Linked DNA regions of Mus musculus: regions 1, 3 and 4 are each linked to region 2. The links are chromatin loops, found by intact Hi-C in ENCODE. Cell type or tissue: left cerebral cortex. All regions are shown on one strand. Region 1 overlaps Ift80 (intraflagellar transport 80). Region 2 overlaps Iqschfp (Iqcj and Schip1 fusion protein). Region 3 has its middle 17 kb from the start of Il12a. Region 4 overlaps Il12a (interleukin 12a).

Evidence for each region. Hi-C counts contacts between places; a loop is a spot of excess contacts. Peaks named below come from ENCODE experiments on the same cell type or tissue, not always from the same donor. Only the 100,000 strongest peaks of a DNase experiment are listed, where the experiment ranks them.
Region 1: it touches region 2 in a loop (2.5-fold over the local background); 14 of 42 quality-filtered maps call a loop at or near these places.
Region 3: a loop joins it to region 2, with 1.9 times the contacts of the local background. A loop is called at or near these places in 4 of 42 quality-filtered maps.
Region 4: a loop joins it to region 2, with 2.8 times the contacts of the local background. A loop is called at or near these places in 11 of 42 quality-filtered maps.

Annotation. Positions count from the first base shown.
Region 1 is chr3:68,952,085-68,957,084 of GRCm38, reverse strand. The region is part of intron 8 of Ift80 (intraflagellar transport 80); the gene reads left to right. Among named protein-coding and RNA genes, the nearest start is that of Ift80, 50 kb to the left of the region's middle. In left cerebral cortex, a CTCF peak has its summit at 2,376 (motif pointing right); DNase peaks (open chromatin) are centred at 393, 732 and 2,384; H3K27ac peaks cover 325 bases.
Region 2 is chr3:68,612,299-68,617,298 of GRCm38, reverse strand. It overlaps Iqschfp (Iqcj and Schip1 fusion protein), which reads right to left. Exons shown (of 11, transcript NM_001113419.2): 7 at 742-859. It overlaps Schip1 (schwannomin interacting protein 1), which reads right to left. Exons shown (of 8, transcript NM_001113421.1): 4 at 742-859. Among named protein-coding and RNA genes, the nearest start is that of Gm22073, 67 kb to the right of the region's middle. In left cerebral cortex, CTCF peaks have their summits at 2,020 (motif pointing left), 2,797 (motif pointing left) and 4,511 (motif pointing left); DNase peaks (open chromatin) are centred at 2,036 and 3,832; H3K27ac peaks cover 680 bases.
Region 3 is chr3:68,672,321-68,677,320 of GRCm38, reverse strand. No RefSeq gene overlaps it. Among named protein-coding and RNA genes, the nearest start is that of Il12a, 17 kb to the left of the region's middle. In left cerebral cortex, no CTCF peak of the experiment used is centred here; DNase peaks (open chromatin) are centred at 267, 751, 1,706 and 1,963; H3K4me3 peaks cover 218 bases; H3K27ac peaks cover 2,353 bases.
Region 4 is chr3:68,693,589-68,698,588 of GRCm38, reverse strand. It overlaps Il12a (interleukin 12a), which reads right to left. Exons shown (of 7, transcript NM_008351.3): 3 at 4,315-4,428; 4 at 3,358-3,399; 5 at 3,243-3,284; 6 at 3,009-3,152; 7 at 39-694. The coding sequence ends at 539. Among named protein-coding and RNA genes, the nearest start is that of Il12a, 4.7 kb to the right of the region's middle. In left cerebral cortex, a CTCF peak has its summit at 4,660; DNase peaks (open chromatin) are centred at 1,879 and 4,685; H3K27ac peaks cover 1,021 bases.

The DNA.
Region 1 (5,000 bases), 340 kb before region 2:
ACCCCAGATGACAGTGTAAACAGACCAAGGAAAGGATCCACCCAGGTCGGTCTTGCTTAGCCAGTGAGTTCACTGGAGTTACTTACGGGAGTGTGCTATGGGTGGTCCTCTTCTAGCTTGTCTTTGGTCCATGCATTTGTTTTCCTCCCTTCCCTTCCCTTGTCCCTGTTTAGGGATAAACTCTGGCCAGGGTTGTGGCCAGCCTTTGTGGGGCTGGGGCTTTGTGCATGTCTAACAAGCACTCTGCCAGCTCTGCTCTGAACCCTGCCTATAGCAGTTGACGTTGATAGATACTGTGCACGCATGCTGAGTTTGTATAACATATACCTCAGGTTTATCATAGTAGTATTCTAGCAAAATGAGGAATGAGCATCTGTGAGTAGGAAGCTGATTGGCAGTTGTTCTGTTTTCCTAAAATGCATTGCCTGCAGCTCGTTAAGAATGTGAAAGGAAGCTTGTGCTTAACCGAAAAGGTCTGCCTGCCTGCCTGCCTGCCTGCCTGCCTGCCTTCCTTCCTCAAATGGCTACCAGCAGTCAATTGAGTGAGGGGTGGCAGATGAAGGAGGGAGTAGACTGATCCCAAAGAAACCTAGGAAAGAGGGGAAGAGAGATAAAGAACAAGGGCTTTAGTGGGCTCTCATTTTTCCTGAGGAATCCATCGTTTATACCATACAAGCCAGCGTCAGACACACATGAGGAGACCAGGGAAGATAGGCAGCATCTGTCGATGGTGGCTTGTGGGTGATTCACAAACTGGAGAGGCCACATCAGAGTTCCTGATGGTGGTGCTTTGGTGTTACGGGAGTGCCCCAGGCACAGCCAGCTGGGCAGAGGTTGGATGGTAGCCGTTGTCTTTCTGTTTGGCTATGTCAGGTCATTGGCTGACTGTTGAATACCACAGTGAAGACTTCAGTTACCAGACAGGAGAGGAATAGTCTCTGGGCTAACAGTCTGGAAAAGTCTCTAAATGGGCAGGTGACTGCTGTTCCTATCAGGCAAGTACACAGACTGAATCAGGAGTCTGTTTTCCAGAGTTATTCACATGGTGGTATTGAAATATCCAGTTTTTAAAAGAAAAGAAAAAATGAGTTTTCAAAACACAAAAAACCCTCAAGATATAAGACATACTAAAAAGTGGAATACAATGGCCCATTCTTAGGGGGAAAAAAGGTGACAAAAACCATTCCTAAGATATCCAGCACTGAGCCTGTTACACAGAGGCCATGTGCTCAAAATAATTAAAGAAATGTTGATAAATCAACAGAAACATTTTGAGACAGTGAGCCTGGGTCCATTGTGTAGTGCTTGTTGACTAGACTGGTCTCGGACTGAGCGAGCTCTGCCAGGCTCTGCTCTCCGTGTGCTCGGATTAAAGGCACACAACACCCAACCAAAGGAACCCAATTAGAAGTCTGAAGTTAAGTAGAAATACTCCAGAACTCCGAAATACTATCTTTTCAGTAACAAGTTTTATGCATCTAAAATTGACAAAGCAATACATTTTTGACTCCCCAGAAAATGTGAAAATGGCCTTCCTTTGTAGCACATGGATAGAAGCATTATCCACTTTAGGTTTTCTCAAGTATAATTTGACACTTTGACACAGCTGTTATGCATTCAAGAAAATATAAAATGTTCGCTGATATCAAGCAGGTGTGGTCCTTGCTGCCCATCCTGATGACCTGACTCGGATCCCCAAGACCCACATGGCAGAGGGAGAGAATCAACTCAGTTGTCTTCTCCCCTCCACGGGAGCACCATGTGTGCACACCAAAATAAATAAATAAAAGAACAAAAAGTTAAGCCAGGAAAGAGCATTACTTTTAGCTGTTTATGTATATGTGTGTATCTATGTGTGTGTATGCCACATGTGTGTGGGAGCCTGCAGAGGCCAGAACACTATACTGGGTCCCCTGGAGCAAGACAGTTACAAGCAGTTGTGAAACCAAATGTTCTTAACCATTGAGGTATTTATTCAGCCTGAGATAGCATTATTTTAAGTTAAATGATCAAGAAATGCAAAAATATATATGCCAAGAAAATGAACATTACTGGGTGATCAGTAAAATAAATCATGGTATAAATGAATTGCTTGTGGAATAAAATTTAATTTTTTGCTTTCGTATTTTTCTAGGTTCTATAATAAACTTTATTTTTATCTTTTATTTTTATATTTATTTTTTTATTTTATCTTATAGTTTAACTTTATTTTTATCTTTGATATCTAAAAATGTGATTCAAATTAACATAGTAATTTTAAGTAAACATTCAGAATGTGTTAATGAATTATACTAGTTATTTGACAAAATAGGAAGTAAGGAGAAAACTCCGAAGAGGCGAGGTACTTTTGGCTAAATTAGCTAGCAGTGTAGCTTCTGTGTCAGTAGGGGGTGCTATTGCTTGTGTAGAAGATAACGTTTTTTGTAATTCTCATTTTCTCTGAACTTTCTTCTATTCATTTACTCATCCATTCAATTAAAGTAAATTTAATAATTCATTACCTGCAGGCACTTTCTTACAGCCGTGTGTAACTTTTCCTTGTTAATGATGTATATAGAGTGCAATTTGCCTCGTGTTAAGAGGTAATATGTGAGACGACTCCTAAGCAGCAGTCTTCCATAGAGTGTAAGAACTGCTTCTGTCTCCTTACTTTAAGCCAGCTTTATGTGCATGTTACTTTATGAGTTGAAAATTTTAAATTAGGCCAAAGATTGTACTTTTGAGGATCCTTGCAGTATAATATATGATGTGTATAGGAGTTGTGTAGAAAAGATGCAGTTGTTGAGACTTTCATCTTTGTCTTATATTTAAGTAGGTATTTCTCTGTTGGGAAATGACTTGCATAAACAACTTCAGAGAATGCAAGAAAATTAGTCTTGTCTTTTTCTTCCATACCATAACACTTACAATTTTTTATTCTCTGTTTATGGGTATTTTGCTTACATGTATGTCTGTGTTCCGCATGCGTACATGGTATCCTTGGAGACCATATGAGCACATTGGATCCTGTGGAGTTGGTCTTACGGAGGGTTGTGAGCTGTCATGTGAGTGCTGGGACTCACACTTGGGTCCTTTGAAGGAGCAGGCTGTGCTTTTAACCCCTGAGTATCTCCCCACCCCCAGAGTTAACACTTTGTAGAGGCAGTCTCAGCCAATTTTAAAAAATATTGTGCTTTCAGTGTGGCCGCTTATTCTAAAGAAATTTAAAGTACTTATTACATTTTTGCTTAGTGTGGGAGCAGCTTTGGTGTATTTCTAGAGTTCTGGGGTTAAAACTCCAGAGGTATGTTACAGAGTGAAGGCTCCTCCTGCGCCTTTATATTCCCCGTGTACATTAGCTCAGGGCTAAATGATCATCCATTCTGTTAACCCCACCATCCTGTGCCATCTTGTCTCTGTCACAGGACATGCCACTTACTTCTTACGAGTACCAATTGCTTTTTTATTGCCTTTTACTACAAGAAGTAAAACTGCTCAGGGCACACCAAATGTGGGAGAATCTCAAACTGTGCTAGAGCAATGACTGACCTGTGACTTTAGATTTCTACAGTTTATTGTGGTTGTATGCAAGTAGAAGTCTTTAAACAAAGAGATATAAAGATACAGAGGAATCTTTTAGAGGCCCAGGGAAGATTTAGGTAGGCCTTAGGAACCAAGAAGTAGATTGCTAAGAAAACGAAAAGCATTCCCTTTGTGTCTTTTGTCTTTGCTTCTGTGTGCATATCCAGGGTCTTTTTTTTTTTTTTTCCTGTCTGTTTTTCCCAGCTAAGTGACTTGTGTCCCCCTCCCTCAATGTACATGCTGGAAAGTGACTTAAAATGAACACCCTTTATATTAACGAATGCAGACTACATCAAAAATCCAGGTCCCTGGCTGGAGAGATGGCTCAGTGGTTAAGAGCACTGACTGCTCTTACAAAGGTGCTGAGTTCAAATCCCAGCAACCACATGGTGGCTCACAACCATCCGTAATGAGATCTGATGCCCTCTTCTGGTGTGTCTGAAGACAGCTACAGTGTACTTAGATATAATAATAAATAAATCGTTAAGAAAAAAAATCCATTTCCTAATTTTGCATGTTGGTACCAGGGGAGAGATGGGTAGCCTTGTCTAGGCTAGGCATACAAGCCTGGTGTAATCATATGTTTGCAGGTATGCTGGGGGAGATGATAGGAACACAGTTGGCAGGGCTCGAGTGTAGTAGCCAGGCGAGCTGGTGCCGAGGGCAGAGTCCTAGTCATGGAGAAGGAGGCGGGGCAGTCATTTTTTATCTCAAGCCATTTCAGATTTACTTGAAGTTTTTAGTTTAATCCTCTGAGAAATATCCTATTTATGTTAGTGAATTTCTGACTTTATAATGAAAGACAAAGAGGAATTTATAGTTGCATTTTCATGTTTGGTGTAGAACCAACTTTGTTAGAAACCATAAACTATAAACCACAAAGCAAAAGGATTCTTTTCTGCTGTCTAAGATTGAGAGGCTCAAAAAATTATTCAACTTTAATCCCAGCACTTGGGAGGCAGAGGTGACCTGTCCAGCAGGTCCAGTTATTCGAGGATCTCGAGGGGACCTCCTCCTAATAACCAAATGGGGGGTAGAGAGAGACGAGGGTCTTGTACGAATAACGACACGGAAACCGTTCTGAAGTTGTATCAAGACCCCAAAATGTATTAGCCAGGCCCAAGGTTTAAATACACAAGCAAAAGGGGAAGTGCCTTTCAGCAGGAAGGATGGGGCAGTAGAATTGCACAAGGAAACGGGGAAGTACAGATACTTATCAGCGGGATGGATGGGGCAATACAAGCAAAAGGAGAAGTATTTATCAGTGGGAGGGGGGGGGCAATAGAATTGCACATTCTTAGGTAGTTACACGGGGAAGCAGGAACTTGGCGGTATCAGGGTATCTTGAGGTCAGGACATCCCGGCGCTGAATTAGGGCTGGAACAATCTGTGGTTGTTCTCAGAGCGGTGTGTCGGTGTGTAGGTGGCCCGCTTTTGAC
Region 2 (5,000 bases):
CTCTTGGTCATCGGAACAAGATACCACAGAGGGAAAAACATCCCAGTAGCAAGCAGTCATGATTATTTTTGACTTCTGAAACATGTGAGAAAGGGCTGAGCCTGTAGTTCAAAGCCCAATGAGAAAGGATTCCTTCTTCCACACTTAGCTCCATTATATGTAAGGAATAGATAAGGGATGTAGCTATTCCTTATCTATCCCTAGGCAGCTTTGAACTCACTACGTATCCTAGGCTGACCTCAAACTTGTGATCCTCCTGCCACCGACCCCCAAGTGCTGGGATTATAAGCACACACCACCATGCCCAGCTACATTTTATAATCTCTAGACTAGTAAGTGATTTCTCTCATAGTCAACAACTTTAATAAGCCGTATTTACTGTATCCTGATTTTGATTTTGTGGTCATTGTCAAATCCCTTTTTCTTTTTTTAAAGATTTATTTATTTTATGTACGTGAGTACACTGTCGCTTTCTTCAGACACACCAGAAGAGAGCATCAGATCCCATGACAGATGGTTGTGAGCCACCATGTGGTTGCTGGGAATTGAACTCAGGACCTCTAGAAGAGCAGTCAGTGCTCTTGACCACTGAGCCATCTCTGCAGCCCCATTGTCAAGTTCCTGAAGCGTGTAACCCCAGCCCCTCCCAGAAGGGCTGCTGCAGATTCACAACAGAATAAACACTGAACAGCCAGGAAAAAAGACAAGATAACGGCTCGGCCGGTGGCCACGTGGACTTACCATGGGGGACAAGGGCGTGTCCAAGCTGGTTTCCGTCTTACTGTCATCTGCATCGCTGTCCTTGTCACTGCCGCTGTCATTGACAAAGCATATCTGGAGGTTCATCCCGCTCTGTAGTCTGGGTGGGAACAAGCGGGACAGTCATTCTGCTTAGCTATTTGTTACCTGACTGTAGCTGATTAAACGGGGTTAACTATCAAAACAGTTCTATGTGCTCTTCATGTGGAGAACTTAGTGACCCAAATCATTCTACATTTCCTTCTGTTGTGGTTGAGACAGGATTTTGCTACGTAGCCTGGGATGGCAATCCTTCTGCCTCAGCCAATTCTTTCCTGCAATTAAAAAGTTTATCAGAGGGCCTCCCAGAATTCCGGTCTTTTTTCCACATCAGTTTGTCGCTTAACGCTCTACGTTATAGCACCCAGTGGATAACAAACACAGAGCTGGCCCATACAGAAAGATGTTTTGTGTTTGCAGTTCTGCCACTCGAGATGAACAGACTTGAGCCAATAATGTGGTGGAATGCTATTTCGAATTCTGCTTTAGAAGGACAACCCAAACAAGTTCACAAGAACCAGTGTCCCAAGACTATGAAGAAAGTTTCCTTCCCCTCCAGGAAGACAGGGACACTCAATGAGAACCTTTATTTAAAGCGGTTGCCAAAAGCCAACAGAGGAAGCGCAACTTCTGTCACTCAAAGACAAAAACACCACAGGTCTGTTTACCCCAAGAGGCAGAAGCAAATCCCAGGGTGTTGGAAGTCACAGCACGCATGCGCTTCTGCAGACTGGCCCCCACACCCAGCACCATGAGAACAGACTCCTCTTGGGAGCTCAGGAGTCTGAAACTCCAGAAAGGATGGTCTGGAGTCAGACAGGACAAGCACTGCGATGACCGTGGCCAGACGGTGGGCTCCGCTCTTGGTCCTAACTAGCTTTTAAAGGTGAACCATATCCTCTCAGTACTATTTGGTCATTCTCAGGGTCTCCAGCATCCCAGTCCTGTGGGAAAGTAAGTCTTGTATGTGTGTGTGGGTATGTATGGGGGTGGGGTGCCAGAAGGGGCCATAGGGAGCCATTCTAAGCCCACTTTGGGGCAAAGGACACCAAATTTGCTCTGGTGTTATTCATGCTGCAAGGATCTAATCTAATACTTGACATTGTTTGGTTGTCTTTATCCTAATGATGGAGAAGCTTTGCACGTCTTGCTCATGACTACACTTGCTCCCCCATTTAGTCTCAGCACTGCGATTAAGATGGATATGTACTGCCACCTATTGTTAGACTTTATAATTGTACAAGCTCCGGCTTAGTTTTCCCTTAAAAAACCTTCCTGACACAGATGAGGAGGCCAGGCCCAGAGCTGAAAGGAAGCAGGCCACAGGATGACTGGTTTACAGCGGGTTCCAAACCCTGAGTTTGCTCAGAGCTTGGCATGGGGAGGGTGCTCTGTACATATGACCTACCTTCCTTTCTCCACTTTCTGGAAGCTGGGCAAAAACACAGAGACTCTTAGAGCTGACGTGACTTTCTAAAGGGACTGTACCCTAACACTGCTCCCACACTGAAAGCCACCCCATGATAGTCTGCTGTCTGAAGGAAGACTCACTCACGCCATCCATAACTAGTCAGCAGCTGGCCCTACAGTTGTGCCGGGACCTGCCTCCTTTAAATTTTCTTCACGTATCTTGCGGTATCTAGTATGTTCAGATTTCCCTTTGATCCAGACACGCTGAGTTTAGCAGATTTTTGATATCTGCAGTTCATCTAAAAAGTAGAATCAAGAAATTTTAACAATAAAATCAAGATCTATGGTTCGGAAGGTGATAGCAAGGACAGTCTGGGGACGCATTTGAATCTCACTCCAGTCAAGGGTTATATAGCATTTCCTAGATATGAATAAAGTCTCACAAAGAAGCTGCCTGCTGGAGAGAAAACTAAAAACATAAACAACCAGCAAGAAAGGATATCACAAAACCAAGTTAAAGATGCCCACGGACAAATATCTTCATTCTGAGCAAAAAATGATTATAAATTCTACAGCTCTGCCCCCAACTGGCCAACCACCCACAAGGAACTTCTAACAGCTGGGGGGACTTCAAGAATGCTTCCAGTACAGATTCAGAGCCCCCACCCCACCTTAGTAGCATAGTAGCCCGGTGGGAAACTGAATGAAGCTTGGGTGGGTGGGATGGGGGTGGGGTGGGGGGAGGGCTTGTAATTCCTTACAGCAGTAAGAAAGCTGCTCACAGGGACAATGGGACATCATGGCTGATTAAGAAAGGGTTTTAGTAAAGACATCTTCAATGGGCTCCCATTTCGAGGGGGATTTCTTTGCCTTTAGCCTTTAATCGCATTTTAGGAGGAAGACAGCTCTGGGTGAAACTCAACCACTTTCCCCAAGCAGAGAGGCTTGGCTGAAGGGTGATAGGGCCACCAGGTCTTCTGAAGGCCTCTGTGCCATGGAGTCAAAGAACAGATAATCCCCACTCCCGCCTTCCTGCCTGGCAGTGAGATTCACAGCTGTCTGCACAGTTTATTTCTGAAAAGTGCACTTCCCTGGGTCTCTGACCTTTTGCTACCTCACTTAAATCCTGCTTAGTTCAGTCTTCCTTGGTCTCTCGAGCCCAACACCAGGTGAAATAAAAGATTTTGCTTATGGAAGCTATCATTCGGGGTCATTTGATGTTTTAAAAGAAATTTATTTTGTTTATGTGTGTTTGGGACTATATGAGTGTACACACACAGACACACAGACACACACAGACACACAGACACACACACACAGACACACACACACACACACACACACACACAAGTATGAGTGCTTGTGGAAGCCAGAAGAGTCTGGTCTGAGACATCTCTCTAAGTATTTATCAGAACATTGCGTTAAAAAAAAATGGCACAGGTAGTCTGTCTTGCTGGTTGATTTGATTTCTGGAAGGTCTAGGTGGTGATTACCCCTGGAATCTCTTCATTATGGACCACACAGATGTCATACAGCAGAGCTACACAGAAGCATCCCCTCTAGAGGGGATGGAGGATAGAGGGTGGTTGCTGGAGGAGGCTCAGAACTTGTTGAAGACATGATTTCAGCATTCCAGCGCGAGCAGAAGTGGCTCCCGTGGGATGGTGTGGATTGCTTAAGTGGAAGGGCATGAATGGGGAGACTCAAGAGGTGTGTTTTACAGTGAGTGAGAAGAGCATCGTCTGCAGTTGGGCTTGGAGGATGGCAGACACAGGATGTTCATTGCTACCAAAGGAGATCTTAAAGCATAGCCAATGGTATACAACTCAGTAAGCCAACAAAACCAAAATCCCAAAACAGCTCTTCTTCAGGCAGTGATACCCGTAATCCCACACACAGGAAACAGAGGCAGGAAGGTTGAGAGTTGAGGCCATCCTGGGCTGCATGAGGAGTTGTTGTCTCTAAAGGCTGAGGAATTGGCATAGAGCTCAGGGGTAGAACACTGGCCTATGACAAGCAAGGCCCTGGATCTGACTGCTAGTGCTGAAGGGGTAAAAAGTCCATTTTTTTTTAAAAAATGCAGAAACAAGACTTGTGTTCGCCAGACATAAGCAACGTCATGGTTTTAAGTTTTCTGGTAACTTCCAGGAGGGTGGAAAAGATCATAAGTCAGGCTTGTGGGGCCTGGCGAGATGGCTCAGTGGTTAAGAGCACTGACTGCACTTCTGAAGGTCCTGAGTTCAAACCCCAGCAACGTGGCTCACAACCATCTGTAATGAGATCTGATGCCCTCTTCTGGAGAGTCTTAAGACAGCTACAGTGTACTTACATATAATAAATAAATCTTAAAAAAAAAAAATCAGGCTTGTGTCCTTGGTCTTAGGTTGGGCTGATTAAAGTCTGGTCTGAGGGCAGCTCTGAAAGTTCCTTCTTGTTTTCTAGTTCTAGAAATGAGAATATGGCTTAGGCAATGTATGAATATTTAATGTGTGTGTGTGTGTGTGTGTGTGTGTGCCCGCGCGCACGCACGCACACGCAGTATATGAATCTACACTTGTAGGTCAGAGGAGATTTTTCCTTAACTCTATCCATTTTATTCTTTTGAGACAGGGTCTTTCACTGAACTTGAAGTTTTGGCTAGGCTGTCTGACCAGTGAACTTCAGGATCTACCAGTCTTCATGCCTCCAATCCTGAGGTTAGAGACATTGTTGACATGCCCAACTTTTGTGTGGATCCTAGGGACTTGAACTCGACTCAGGTTCTCACGCTTGCACAGCAAGCATCCTAACTC
Region 3 (5,000 bases), 60 kb before region 2:
CAGCTTAGGAACAGGGAAGTTGGAGAGGGACGGCATAGGAAGTGGAGAGAATCAGCCAAAACGTTGCCAGTAACTGTCACGGAGTCACGGCTGTGGCCACAGCTGAGTTTGAAGATCACTGTGTGCAACATCCTGTCGCGGTACCAGGAGATAAACGCGGGGCCTGTGTGAGGGTTGGCGGTCTGCTTCCGTGGAGACCCACTTGACAGAAGTCTGAGTTTCCCCCTCAGCATCTCTCCGCAGCCTAAGAATAGCAGAAGCCGAGAAAAATGAGTGTTGGATAAACTCAAGTTTGGAACTGGGCAGAAGGAGGTGGGAGGGAGTCAGGGTAAGGAAGGCAGCTGGAGTGCCTGCTTGAGCAATGAGTCACTCAACGGAAAGCCACCAAACATGTGTACTGGGTGCCAGGCACTGGCTCCTCTGCACCTGGGGCGGGGCGTGGGGGGCGGGGGGCGGTATCAGGGACTCAAAAACACTTGGGGGAAAGGACGGGGTGGGGGTGGGGGGAAGGCTGAGAGCAAGACACGAACTACATAATAAGCTGAATATGATTGTGTGATTGGAAACGAAGGAAATGGCAGAGCTTGGAAGCCCCAAACTGCAAATATTTATTTTAAATTTGCTCCCCTTTCTTCCTTAACTATTTTTGCATTATTTGAATTATATCTGATCACATGCGTACAGAGGCACAGACTCCCTGCTTTGAGTTCTGAACAAGCTCTGGGTGGGCATAGCAAAAAAAGACAGATTTTATAAGCGGGAATTGCTTGATGAACTATTTATAAAGATAACTGCTTGGCACGTGTGCACAAGGCTGCCTTCTTTAGAGGGTTAAGGGCGTATCTGAGAGATCGGGCACTGATTTAGCACACATTAAAAACCTTGGATTTGCTCACCATAACTGGCACCCCTCAAATTAACAACATAAGTCAGTGTAGACTTGTGCAAATATGGCGATTTGCAACTTACTCGGAGAATATCAGCCAACCAAAATGAAATGCACTGGGGTGGGGGGAGGGGAGCAGGGCGGTGGGGAGACAGAGGGTGAGCATCAGGTCACTCGGGACTGCTAAGTCTTTTCTGTATTTGTTTCTACCTTGTTTACTTTTGAAATGGCCAAGGACAGCTGGACACCCTAGCTCATGCCAGGAGTCCCAGTGTGAAGGCTGAGAGAGGAGGATTTTGAGTTCAAGGATAGCTGGCCTAAGGAAACAACAAAATTTAAAAAGCAAACAAAAGGCCAAAGAGTTTGTGACTTGATTCATTCACCAAAGCTGGTCTAAGTATAGTCCGGGTAGAAAGGGAGGCATTACAGGGGGCAAAGGTACCTAAAGGTTACTTACTACCCCCAGGATACAATAAGAAGGCATGAAGGTACACTCTACATAGCTCATACCAAAGAAATAAAAGAAAGCTTAAGAAATCCAGGACACAGAGAAACACTGTCTCGAAAAACCAAAAACCAAACCAAACCAAACCAAACCAAACCAAACCAAACCAAACCAACAACAAAAACAACAAAAAAACATCAACAACTAAAAAGCAAAACAGCAACACCGAGGTAAGAGGCTGGCGAGATGGTGCAGCAGTTAAGAGCACTGGCTGCTCTTACAGAGAAGCCGGCTTATTTCCCAGCATCCACTGCGGCTCCTACATCAGACACAGAGCCCCAGAGTCTGAATTTTACCGATATGGATGTGCGACTTCCACCTTTCAAGGATATTCCATTTGCTTGCCAAGGAGTCGGTACAAACACCTTGTGAACAGTGTCCCAGCATGTCTCTGTGAACCCCAAAATGGGTCAGGAAGGCATTAAACAGAAGTGGGTTGTCCCTAGATGATATGTAAGAACACTAGCATAAAAAGCTTTTATGGTCTGTCTCAATTATTTAATCTCTGCCAGTTCAGATGAGCGTCCTCTGCCTCTGTGCTAATCCACACCGACATGTGAAGTGAGGCAAGCTATTCCCGTAGCATTCAGGAACGGAAATAGAGGTGTCAGAGGAACTTGGGAAGCAGAAATGAAGAAATGACGTCCATATAATAGCTGCTGTTTAAAAATATACTGTGAAAACTGCCAACAGGGCTGTGCATAGATGCAGCAGGTCTGGAGAAGTGCTGGCCATTTTGAGCCATTTTCTCTGATGGTTACAAACAGCTTCAACCACAGAGGCTGTGTCTATAGATATTTTCTGAGACTGATTCTCTAAGTTGCACTCTAAAAGTAATCACAAAGGTATGTGTTTTCCTTATTGGAAGGAACCTTAAAGGGCTTCATTTCCAAACCCTTTGTTCAATGGAGGTAGTAACGTAATATGACCCAGAGTGGAGAGGTGACCTGCTAAAGTCAAGTTAATGATTTATGTCAAGAGCCAGAAGAGATCTGGGGCCCTCAACTCCCACCAGAGTCCTTTCTCTTGCTCTGCAAGGCCTTGATTAATAAACTACCTGCTTCCTGAAAACTAACCTGCAGGGGTCATTCTTATATGGTGCTCGGGACACTTCCATCCTCAGAAGTATAGCTTGTCTTTCTTGGGGAAACCCAGACTTTTGGGGTCATACACACATAGCCATGTTCTGTGTTTTTGAGGAAGGGATGAGGGTGATTTTGAGTTTCATGTGTGCAAGTGTGTATGTGTGTGTGTAGTGTGTTCCTTTCTTTAAAAAAATTATTTGTTCTTCTATAATGAGCCTGTTATTGCTTGTGTCTTCAAAAAAACTAAACCATTTTAAGAAATATTATAGGGTCCAGATTATAAACAGGTGTCATACTCATATGGGCAAGGCAAACACTCTACCAAGTATGTGTGTGTGTGTGTGTGTGTGTGTGTGTGTGTGTATGTATGTATGTGTGTGTATGTATGTGCATGTATATGTGTATATATATGTGTGTGTGTGTTTGTGTGTGTATATATATATATATATATATATATATATATATATATATATTTAAAAAGCACCAAGATAGATATTTTTCTTTTAAACAAAGTTGTATTATGTAATTCTGGTTGGCTCAGAACTTGCTATGTAAATCAGACTGACCTCAGACTCTTATGATGGCACACCTGTCTCTTCTTCATGTGCTAGAATTAAAGGCAACTCAGTGTTGATTTAACTTTAAACACGTGCTGCTTTCTTTGTTCTTATCTCTTCCCACAGCTCAGCTCTCTCCTTGGAAATGACTCTACTGTGAAAAGTATAGTCTTCTGAATTCATTTTCACACAGATGTTATGATGGGAAAATTTCTCAGGTTTTTTAAAAAAATGGATTACTTTTTCTTCTTTCTTAAAGGATATGTTTGTTGGGTATAAAATTTGAGGTGGCTCTAATCTTCTTTCAGTCTATTGATGGCATCCTCATCAGTAGACTGAAATCCTTTGTCATGATTTCTGTTGTGCTTGTTAAGAGGTTAACAGGTACTAGATAACAGGCAGCTAGTTTGGGTTTTTGAATCATGGATTAGTATCATTGGCTAGTTTTGAAACCCTCTCAGCCATTATCTCTTCAGATAGTGTCTTAGTCAGGGTTTCTATTCCTGGACAAAATATCATGACCAAGAAGCAAGTTGGGGAGGAAAGGATTTATTCAGCTTATACTTCCATACTGCTGTTGATCACCAAAGGATGTCAGGACTGGAACTCAAGCAGGTCAGGAAGCAGAAGCTGATGCAGAGGCCATGGAGGGATGCTCTTTACTGGCTTGCTTTCCCTGGCTTGCTCAGCCTGCTGTCTTATAGAACCAAGACTACCAGCCCAGAGTTGGCACCACCCACAAGGGGCCTTCCACCCTTGATCACTAATTGAGAAAATGCCTTACAGCTGGATCTCGTGGAGGCATTTCCCCAAATGAAGCTCCTTTCTCTGTGATAACTCCAGCCTGTGTCAAGTTGACACAAAACTAGCCAGTATAGATAGTGTTTCATTATATGTGGTTCTTTTTGTCACAGATTAAATGTGTGGTAGACCTTCAAATATATCTTCTATATTTTTTATCCTTTTCTCTTGATTTCAATTTTTTGTGTTTCTGTGCTGCACTGTGGATATATATATATATATATATGTGTGTGTGTGTGTGTGTGTGTGTGTGTGTGTGTGTGTATTCCATATTCTAGTTCATTAGTTTTTTCATCAGCTATCTCTGGGAAGATTCAATTTTCAGCACCCACATGGCAGCTCACAACTGTCTGCAACTCCATTTCCAGTGGAGCCAACACCCTCTTCTGACCTCCACGAGTACCAGACAAGCATGTGGTGCACATACATACATGCAGATGAAAAACACCCATACACATAAAAAATAAAAAGAAAATAAATAAAGAATATAAATGATTAGAAGATTAAATGGTCTCTGACTTCCAGAGAACAAAAATGAAATGTCCAGAGATGTAAATTTAGTCAGACTTGGAGGCTGGGGCCATTGGGCACTGGCATTCCTGGGACTCCAGTAGAACATCGAGGAAATTTTGCCGTCGTGATCCTGGAGCTCCCTGCCAAGAGGCCTGGGAAGCAGCTCTAGTTCTACAGTGATCATTGCTGGAAATATTTGCTGGGCACTGAGGCTTGGGATCTTGATTGTCTTCTTTATCACTCTGGATACAGTTGGCTGAAGCAATTGGTTACAGAGTGGTCATTTTCTACTTTAAATGGCTGTAGAAGTTTGTAGTTGTAGAAGAGCTTTATGACACATCATTTGTGGCCATGGCACCCAAAAGAGAGTTGAGAGTTCATTTGGTCCTGTGGCAGCGAGTGGCAGGAGAGGAAAAACGGTCATCCAGTGGCCTAACAATGAAGATGAGGGAGACTCTGCTTACAAATCAGTGTCTTCACTCCAGGGAGCTGAGGTAGGAATAATGAGGGAGCGAAGGAAGGAGGCTAATTAAAATGGGGAACTATTTATGTCTTTTCTGGGAAGGAGGGAAGATCTTTCAGGAACTAAGGTGTTCCTTTAGGACAATGTATTTCTGATTATGGTGGCTGGTAGCTATCTTTAGCCCATAGGT
Region 4 (5,000 bases), 81 kb before region 2:
TAATCTATAGATAGATAGATAGAGACTCCAAGAACATCTGTGAAGTGATAACATTACTTTATTAGAACCACAAAATAAGGTATGTTTCAAAATGTTTCAAATTCATCTGATAAGAAATATTATAATAAATAGAAAATAAATAAATATAAATAGGCTCATGTACTTTCATGAGTATAAAATATAGCAATAAATATTTTTAAATAAGGGGTGACTGAGTGTTTTCATAAACACTTTGGCACAAAAACAATAGCTTATCAGTTCTTGCTCTTCTGCTAACACATTGAGGGGAGGACGTCTTCGCCCCTTAACAATATTTTGATGAAAACTTACAAACAACTTGTATAGTGAATATGAGAGAAGCGATGGAGGGGACCATGCTGAGGTAGCTGTGCCACCTTTGGGGAGATGAGATGTGATGGGAGAACAGATTCCTGAAGGAGCTTAAGGCCCACCAGGCCAAGACCACCTGACTCTTATGAATCTTTCTTTGTTTCCTATCTGTGTGAGGAGGGCGCTGTGGCAGAGGGCCTTGAGCCTTTCAGGCGGAGCTCAGATAGCCCATCACCCTGTTGATGGTCACGACGCGGGTGCTGAAGGCGTGAAGCAGGATGCAGAGCTTCATTTTCACTCTGTAAGGGTCTGCTTCTCCCACAGGAGGTTTCTGGCGCAGAGTCTCGCCATTATGATTCAGAGACTAGAAAGAAACACCAAGCATAGCATATGCACAATTTAAAAATTAGAATGTTTGTCTGCAAAATGGGAGACAGTCAATGCAAAGTCCAGGGCCTGCAACCTAGCCCCTCATCACACTCCTAGACCCATTTCACATCTACTCCTGCTGTGTTCCTGCAGGAAAAGAGGGAAGAAATACTCTTTTGTGAGCATATACCTATGTTTTTAATGATCTCTGACAAGACCCCTAAATTTTCCAGAAAGAAATTGTCATTAGAGCTGATCTCTCAGAAGGTGTGAGTCTATGAGGTAGCACCTGCAGCAATAGCTAATTAATTTTTATAAATTATGTTAAGAAGTCCTGTTCTTTTAGAGGAGGGAGTTGGAGGGTAAGTAGGATCTATGGATTAGAGCTTATTATCAACAACAGACCTATCTCTGATAGAAACGCTATTTGTGGTAGATAAACAAGCCAGTACCGTGTTTCCCCACTCGATCCTTTGATTTCATAACATAGAATAAGAACTTAGGTTTCTGTGATGTTTAAGATTTTTGCTTGCTCCTCACAAAAATCTCAAGAGAGACATAGGCTATTTAAAGTCATCTTATTTTACAAACAGGCTGACAAGAGTTAACCCTGTCAGCATAGTTGGCTGGTCCCTGGTAGACCTCTTCCTACTATCCAAATCACCTGACTTCTGGCCTTGTTCATGCAATATCCATTACAAATCTCTACATGATAGGTTGTTTGACCTGCATAAACTTCACTGTCTTTCAAAGGAGTCATCTGGCAATATGTAATGTCCTGGGTGCTTTTATGTTAACTCTACACAAGCCTGTGGTCATTGAGAAAAACACCTCCAGCCAGATTGGCCAGTGGGCAAGCCTCTGGTGATTTTCTTGATTGACAGTTGATGTGGGAGGCACCAGCTCACCCTAGCCTGGTGGTCCTGGGTGCTATACAAAGCACACTGAGCAAGTCATGTGGAGCACTCCAGTCACCAGGAGTCCTCTCCAGCATCAGCTTCTGCCTCCACTTCCCTGGGTAATAGACTCACTACACTCTACAAGATGAAATAAACCCTTTCCTCCCCAACTTGCTTTCCGTCATGATATTTTATCTAAGACATAGAAACCCTGTGCAAGACAGTATGTATGAAATGAAAAACAATTGCTTTCCAGGCAGTGACTTCTGAACATATGTTCATCCCACGCCTTGGTTGCCAAGGTGCTTGTCTCTGGTGTGCACACTCCTGTGCTTTGTGTTACTGGTGGTACAGCAAAGTTCCCACGGATACCTAACACTGTAATTACCTAGATGTAAGACCACTTTTCATTTTGGTCACATTTTGGTTCAAAATAGATTATACTTGGACACCAGCCCCAAGTGCTTCCCCTAGTAATATTTGAATATGTGTGCAGCCCCTAGAATGTCCATCCTATACATTTTAAAAAGGACACGTGTATGTTTGCCTGTATTGTATGCACTCAAACATGTGCATATCTGTGCCTACACCATGCAGAAGCCAGAGAAGAGATCACGTGACTCTCCATCTTATTTCTTTGAGGCATGCTTTCTCCCTGAACCTGGAGATTTCATGGCTAAACTTGCAGCAAGAAAGCCTCCATAGGCCTCCTGTCTCCACTCTCTGGAGTTAGAGAGCAGTTCAGGACCACACCCTGTTTGTTACATAGGAGCCCCAGGCCAAACTCAAGTCCTCTTAATCATCGGACTGTCTCTCCAGTCCTAATCTTGAACCTTTAAGAAAAGAATGTATTTAAAACAACAATAAGCTGGGCAATGGTGGCGCACACCTTTAATCCCAGCACTTGGGAGGCAGAGGCAGGTGGAGTTCTGAGTTCGAGGCCAGCCTGATCTACAAAGTGAGTTCCAGGACAGCCAGGGCTATACAGAGAAACCCTGTCTCGGAAAAACCAAACCAAACCAAACCAAACCAAACCAAACCAAACAACAAAAAACCCTTTTGTAGGGAACCCTCGTTCATCCTCTTAAGCTTCAGTTTCCTCCTCTGTAGAGACCTTATTTGCTTGTTGTGGGGATGGTATGAGAAGAAGCATTTGAAAAGTGCCTGATTTGTATCATGAGTCAACAAGTAGAAGGCTGCTTGCATTTGCCCTTATTGTAGAGGCCCCCTCAAGGCTCTCTAAGCAAATGTAACCTTGCAAGGCCTTTCATGGTTGGGGGATGAGGGTGTGGGGTGGGGTGGGGGTGTTCAGGTCTCTCCCAACCCAAGCTGTGCTGATTTTATCATATCTAATAAAGGACCTCTCTTCACCATGGAAAAGGAGCGCTGGCTGATAGGAGGAAGGCTTACCTGCATCAGCTCATCGATGGCCACCAGCATGCCCTTGTCTAGAATGATCTGCTGATGGTTGTGATTCTGAAGTGCTGCGTTGATGGCCTGGAACTCTGTCTGGTACATCTTCAAGTCCTCATAGATGCTACCAAGGCACAGGGTCTAGAGCGCAGGACACAATGGGCAAGGAATCATTGAGATGGGCTGGAACTACAGGACCCTGCTGCATTTCAGAAAAGTGATGTGGCTTACCATCATCAAAGACGTCTTCTGTGGGGGCAGGCAGCTCCCTCTCTAGAGAAAGAATGACCAGGCATCAGTGTTATGAATCCGTCATGGGGAAGGAACCCTTAGAGTGCTTACTTACTGTTGTGGAAGAAGTCTCTCTAGTAGCCAGGCAACTCTCGTTCTAGAAGAAAATCATAAACCGAGGAGTTTGTCTTCGTCATCATCATCATCATCACCGCCATCATCACCATCATCACCATCACCTGTTTCTATTGTAGCACTGGCTGTCCTGGAACTTACTCTGTAGACCAGGCCGGCCTTGAACTCACAGAGATCCATCTGCCTCTGCCTATCAAGTGCTGAGATTAAAGGCATGCATACCCCCCACCCATTCACTCTTAATATAAATCTCTCTGATATTTTTTTCTCAAACTAACTTTTCATTCCAGTAAAAGAAACTTCACCATCATAACTGCTTTTGGGTGGCTATGTATAGGATTCCTGTGTGCACGTGTGTGCAGGTGCATGTACTCGTGGAAATCGGAGGATGATCTTTGGGGTCTTTCTCAGCCGCTCTCCTGACTTTCTTGTTTTCTGATACAGGTTCTCTCACTGGGCCTGCAGCTCATGGATTCGGCTAGACTAGCTGGCCCAGGTATCCTCCTGTCTCTGCATGTGAAACCATCACACCCAGCTCCTACATGGGTGCTGGGGATGGGAACTTAGGTCCCCAGGCTTGTGACATGAGCACTTCAATAAGTAAGCTTCACCCGCCACACCACCCCCTTTCTTTTTAAAGATGAAATCTTGCTGTGTATCCCTGACTGGCCTCTAACTTAACAGGAGCCGGCCTTCCTCTATCCATCAAGTGCTGGAATTAAAGGTCTATACCACCATAGCCACCTCCTAGTTACCGAGTATATCCTTCAGCTTGTAGAAGTATTTGTATGGTTGTTGACTTTTTTTTTTTTCTTCAAAACTCTCACGTTTGATAGCTACAAGTAAGTATCTGGAGACAGCTGAGGTTGGCTGCACGGCTCTTAATTGTGTTTTTTGTTGTTGTTGTTGTTGTTTTTTGGGTGGGGGTCCTCCATACCTTGTGTAGTTCCAGTGGTAAACAGGTCTTCAATGTGCTGGTTTGGTCCCGTGTGATGTCTTCATGATCGATGTCTTCAGCAGTGCAGGAATAATGTTTCAGTTTTTCTCTGGCCTGGGAAAAACATAAGGAGAAGCTGAGGTGAATCTCTCAGCAAGACAGCTGGTTCCCTCTGAGACCTGCATCGCAGTGGATCAGCAGAGCCTAGGCTGGCCACTCTGAACCGTCATCTCTTTGGCCTGTAGGAAACTCAGGCTCTTCATAAGCTAAGAAACCCAACCTCCCGCACGCTCTCCCTACTCTCCTCCCCCTTTGCCTAGGCTGTCCGCCAGCAGGGTATTTTTTTCACCATGTGAACACTGGGGTGCAGCAGGCTGTACTCATCAGCATCAGTGCCACACTGTGCTGCTTGCTTCTGGTGAGTCCTGTGGCTTTTCCTTTTTCCAAGCAGCTGTGCCCTGTGAATCTCTCTCTCCCTCTATTTTTTTTCAAGTTTAACTTCTAAAGAGGAAACTGTTAAAGTCACAGCTTGATGGCTGTAACAAACTTGCAAGCCCTAAATACTAGTTGAGCTTTAATTTACATACGCGGGGACTGTCTCTTATTCCCTGGTGTGCTGGAAAGCACCACTGAACAGAATTACACAACATATTAGGAAGTCAACAGCTCTCTGACTGAAGCCTGCG